Regions from separate parts of the Homo sapiens genome. Here region 1 is linked to region 2. A link is a contact called in ENCODE Hi-C or POLR2A ChIA-PET data. All regions are on one chromosome and are shown on one strand. The core of a region is the stretch at or near the end of the contact, and the rest is flanking DNA. Distances in the headings are between cores, read along the strand shown. Region 1 overlaps KALRN (kalirin RhoGEF kinase). Region 2 overlaps KALRN (kalirin RhoGEF kinase).

Region 1 (2,700 bases), core at 100-2,599, 38 kb before region 2:
ACTAAGAATGAACTGTTTTATGCCTATGTGGCTCATAGCTCTGAAGAATATATGTCCACATAGTTAAACATCAAAGAAAAGCTCTTAAGACAATAGCTTGGTCACCTAAAACAAAGTGGAATGAGTTCCACTCTAACCAAGAGGCTCCCCCAAATGCTATAACATTCAGGCCACTACTTCCCTCTAAATATCTTATTTCAAGGGGAAAAGAAAAATATTGCCTACATATTCTACTTATTACCATTTTTATTTTCATTTCTGCAAGTGCTCAGACAGTAAAGTACATGTAACCATCAGATTAAAACACCTTGGCCTAGGTAGGGTCCAACGTGCTCCTGGTTGGGTGACCACAGACCCACCTGGAACCCTCTACTTACCTCCACCACAATGCCCAGATCCTTGACATAGTCTTTCTCTGTCTGTACCAGCTCATTCAGGACAAACCTGAGCAGGAGATTAAGAACAGTGAGTGTTCCTCTTCATTGTTAAGCCAAAAATCTTCACTTAAGTTCACAGAAAAGTTACTTTGGCACCTTTATAACAAGACCCCTTAAAACACCCACACTTATCTCCTGGGAAAGATGCTTACGGATGCTTTCCCTAGAGGAGGCCCTACTGAAGGGCTGAGGACACCAAGGCCAGAAAGGACTTCCCCAGGTGACATACAATAGTCACACGAAAAATGACGCTCAGTACCTAGCATTCTTCTTTCTATTCTTCATGTGTTTCTCCCTCACCTACAACTGAACGATTGTATAGACAGAGGGCAGAAAGATTGACAACCATTTTGGCAAAACTGCGTTCTGAAAGCTTTGAGGCTGGGCAGGGGTTAAGATGAGACTTTTCTTCCTTCATTTCAGCTCCATTCTTCACTTAACAAGAAGAGAAAGACATTTATTTGATTACCAACCTGTAAGTCCTCCAAGACAAGGATAGATATCAAGTGAAGTTTTTAAGATATGGAAGCTGCAATTATTCAGATAGGTATCATGGTAACTGGCCTGGAAAACCCCCAGTCAAGGCCAGAAAGATGGACTGCAGACATTCCAAAATCACACATTTAATGCAGCACTACCTTCTCCAGGATGCAGGATTTAACAATTACAAGGACATTTGCTCTCTTGGTTTCTTTCTTGTTAATTCTTTCTACCATTTACTATGTGCCACTCCCTTCATCTGGGTTTTCCCATGCTTATAATAAGGTAGGTATTGTAAAACCTATTTTATATAAATGAAAATGCAGAGACAGAAAGATTAGGTAACCTGACCATGATTGCAAAGTGAGTAGCAGAGCCAGGATTTGAACCCAGTTGTGCAAGAGTCCAAAGACCATGCTCTTTCCCAGCAGCCCACTGCTTGGTAAACTACTCTGACTGGCTCTTGGGAGTCCTTGAAGCCTCAAACCCAAACACTCTTTCTGTCTTTTGTCCAGACACTAAAGAGCTTTACATAAAATGCTAAAGTTGTGCACAGGGGCAGGGTGGTGCTGTGCAACCTACTGGAGTCAAACTCTTCCAATCTGATTGGAATGAGTTTTGCCTGGGACCACACAATTGCATTTTGGGCACAAGTAGCAGAAATGATAAAGTTCTGAGATGTCAAAGTGGGACCCCAGCACAAGGGTGGTAACCATTTTTAACCCAGGAAGCAATTCATCTGAAACTCTTGCTCCGTATAGCCCCAGAAGCCACCACATTCCTGGAGCCTGGGGCCTCTGGGCAATGGGGAGGAAGCAGAGGAACACATGCTTCTTTATCAGTGCACCCAGCACTTCCAACAGCTCCCTCTCCAGCACAGACAATCATGTGTTTTAGGCCACAGGAAGGAACTGGCAAGGCCAAATGAAAGCATTTAAATATATCTTTACCATGGCCCAAGTTACCGCCTGGTAGAAAGTGGCAAAAGAAAACCCACAGGAAAGTTAGAGTGGGAATATGGGGCTGGGAGGGCCCTCTGGAGATGAAGTCCAGCTCTCTGTCTCCAGGCGATATTTTTATCCTAAGCTATTTGCTGACAGATGAGGGCTATCTTTGGCTTCTCAGCCTTTAGAGAAGGGAACTGTATTAGGTGCTGCTAGTGGACCTGTCATCTCTTCCCTTGAAGGGTTAATGAAGGAGACCATGACGTATTAAAAGACATTCTGAAAAGTGACATCAAGGATTTAAATTGCAGGCATTGCAAGGCAGTGCACAATTAATTGCCAAATGAACTGACAACAAGGCATGTTTTTCATGATAAGTTCTTATTAGTAGAAGTTATTTACAAACAAATGTTATTCTTTGGTCCAACTAAAATTATTTCAGCTACTGGTTAGAACCACTTCTAACCTCCTTTCACAGGGATAGGGAATGGCTGGTCTTCCACAGAAAATCTCTTAGATTCATTGCACTGGCTGTTCTCTCTCTTGAGAACACTTTTTCTCCATGGCTAATTTACCTCCCCCGGTCTTTGTGCAAATGCCAGGGCCATTTAAAATTGCAGCATGGCCTCATTTATTCTCTGGATCTCCCTTACACTGCTCTATTTTTTTTTCTTTTTCTTGTTTCCAACATAATACATAATTTATTTTGTTTATTGTCTGATTTCTCCCACTAGAATTTAAACTTGCCATGAGAGCAAAGACTTATGTTGTTATTATTTGTCTTATTCACTGATGTATCCCACTGATGGTACATACTGGTGTTAGACCAGTATTTGTTG
Region 2 (2,700 bases), core at 31-2,530:
AGTCTAATTTTTCAGTTCACTGTACTATGTTGCATTCTTCCCTGCTTATACACCCTTTAGCTTTTCTGCTTTTCTGAAGCTTACCAAGGACTTCTTCGTTGTAAGCCCAGCATGTTCTCCTTTTGCTCTGAATACCTTTTTGTGCTATTTGTTTGGCACTGATAAATGCTTGTTTACATATTTTCCCTCACTGAGCAAAGTCCTTGAGAGGAGGTCTCCTCCATCTTTGCATTGCCAGCACAAATTCTTTGTTCATTTGTGTGAGACAGGGTCTCACTCTGTCACCCAGGCTGGAGTGCAGTGGCTCAATGACAGTTCACTGCAGCCTCAACCTCCTGGGCTCAGGTGATCCTCCCACCTCAGCCTTCTGAGTAGCTGAGACTATAGCCTCATGCCACCATGCCCAGCTAATTTTTTTAAATTTTTTGTAGAGACAGGGTTTCACCGTGCTGCCCAGATTGGCCTCAAACTCCTGATCTCAAGTGATCCACCTGCCTCAGCCTCCCAAAGTGCTAGGATTACAGACGTGAGCCACCACGCCCAGCCAACACAAATTCTTTGGTCATTAAATGGCTGGTAATGAAAAGCTAGGGACAAAACTTAGCAATATAACTTTTTTTTTTTTTTTTTGGAGATGGAGTCTTACTCTGTCACCCAGGCTGGAGTGCAGTGGTGCAATCTCAGCTCACTGCAAGCTCCGCCTCCTGGGTTCACGCCATTCTCCTGCCTCAGCCTCTCAAGTAGCTGGGACTACAGGCGCCGGCCACCATGTCCGGCTAATTTTTTGTATTTTTAGTAGAGACGGGGTTTCACCGTGTTAGCCAGGATGGTCTCGATCTCCTGACCTCATGATCCGCCCACCTCGGACTCCCAAAGTGCTGGGATTACAGGCATGAGCTACCGCGCCTGGCCAGTTCCTTAAGAAGTTCTAAGTGCTGCCCAGTCAATTAAAGATGAGTTAAGAAAGCCACCTTTTTCTTTACTGCAAGACTTCTGGGAACCTCTAATATGCTAATGTAGATGATGACCCCAGAGGGAACATAGAGCATTTACCAAATTTCATTGAGCTTGGCTATTATTCCCTAGATCTGGAAGAAAAAGGGTGAGTGAGACTCCTGGAGATGGTATTCTGACAGCAAGGTAGTCAGTCAAACTCAAAACCTGTTATGAATGCCAAAGTAGGAGCTAAGTTGCAGTCTAGCCGAGTTATTTTAGGCTTATGTACTATCACATCAAGTATACCCAGAAGCCAGTGGGAAGCCTGGCCTGGATTCAACTCACAATGTGCCCTTCAGTAGTAACCTTAACCAAAGGTAACTGCAACAGGCTTAATTATAGAGGCTGGGGGGAAGAGTTAAGCAGGGTGGCTCTGGAAAGTTTAAGACTGTAATTAAGTGCTACTTAACTGAAAATGTCACAATGGAAATTCTCCTAGGAAACCTGAGAGAAGAAGCAAGAAGAGGAAACTGCATATATGGAGGAAGTAACAGGTGGCTAGAGGTCAAAGACTGCTTGTTTGCAGTGTCCTTTTTTGGTAAACTGTATTTTTGGGTGGAACAGGAAAGAAAGTGTGAAGGCTTAGGGTCTCTTGGACTTAATGTAATAGGAGGCTCTACAGTCTTAATCTGATCCTCCTTCTCCCAACCACCTGTGCCAAGTGGGTTTTCTTCTAGGTCTTCACTACCTGGCTTAGGAAAAAGCAGTAGACAAGATTGAGTTCAGTCTAAGCCTCCTGACCAAGCTCAGTGTTTCATCCTACACTTTCCAAGTCTGTGCTCTTCCCGCAAAAGTCTCTCTGTGGTTCTCCTCTCTGGCCTCCTTGCTACCGGGAGCACAGATTCCACACTAAAGATACACACGGCTAGGAAAATGAACTGCCTGGCCCACCCTGCAACCGGATTCGCCAGTATGATCCCACTGGCACCAGTTCTTTAAAACTTTTTATTTTGACATAATTTCAGATTTAGAGAAAGGTTACACGACTAGTACAAATAATTCCTATATACTCTTTACTCAGATTCCTCCAATGTTAACATTTTGCCCTTAGCTTTTTCATCTTTCTCTTTCCAAACTGAGAATAAGTTACAGAGAAGATTCCCCTTTATTCCCAGATACTTTAGTATAGGTTTCCTTAAAACAAGGACATCTCTTATATAACCATAGGACAATAAGCAAAATCAGAAATTTAACAGTGATATCCTGTTTTTTTCAAATATTGACAGTTATTCCAATAATGTCCTTCATAGAGAAAGATCATGTCTTTTATGATCTGCACATCTTTTATAAGTACAGGGTAGTTATTTTGTAGAATGTCCCTCATTTGGTTTGCCATGTATTTCCTTATGATTACATTTAAGGTGTGTGTTTTTGGTAGGAATATCCCAAAAATGATGCATCAAATCAGGAGGCATACAATATTGATTTGATTAGACTATAGTTATGTTAACTTTGATCCCCTAGTGTCTGTCACTGGGACAGTGTTCTAATCCACCAGGTAAAACTGCATACTCACTTAGCCCAGCTGTTTTAAAACTCTGATATAATTTTGGCTTGCCTAACCCTGGTCATATATGTGACAAATTAACTATAAGTAATGTTTGAACATAATTCCCATGTAAAATACTCAATTCCATTCATGAAACAATTTCCTGATCACAAACATGAGAAGAGGCTAATTTTCTACTCCATTGAAGACAGACT

What was found. Hi-C counts contacts between places; a loop is a spot of excess contacts on that map. ChIA-PET counts read pairs that join two places held with the same protein, here RNA polymerase II (POLR2A). Pooled maps may share reads with other maps.
Region 1: a loop to region 2 is called in a map of naive thymus-derived CD4-positive, alpha-beta T cell, with 9 times the contacts of the local background. The contact joins two enhancer-like sites. A Hi-C loop is called at or near these places in 4 of 168 maps with a recorded cell type or tissue (PC-3, Right ventricle myocardium inferior, naive thymus-derived CD4-positive, alpha-beta T cell and 1 more), 5 of 37 single-sample maps with no recorded cell type and 9 of 50 pooled maps. POLR2A ChIA-PET finds 5 or more read pairs at or near these places in 10 of 52 experiments (AG04449, Caco-2, GM12878 and 6 more).

What each region holds. Positions count from the first base shown.
Region 1 is chr3:124,653,345-124,656,044 of GRCh38, reverse strand. It overlaps KALRN (kalirin RhoGEF kinase), which reads right to left. Exons shown (of 60, transcript NM_001388419.1): 39 at 378-444. Among named protein-coding and RNA genes, the nearest start is that of UMPS, 76 kb to the left of the region's middle. Within about 2 kb of position 1,349, at least 2 of the 41 ENCODE cell types and tissues checked have a DNase peak (open chromatin) inside an H3K27ac peak, as active enhancers do.
Region 2 is chr3:124,614,896-124,617,595 of GRCh38, reverse strand. All of the region lies in intron 34 of KALRN (kalirin RhoGEF kinase), which reads right to left. Among named protein-coding and RNA genes, the nearest start is that of UMPS, 110 kb to the left of the region's middle. Within about 2 kb of position 1,280, at least 5 of the 41 ENCODE cell types and tissues checked have a DNase peak (open chromatin) inside an H3K27ac peak, as active enhancers do.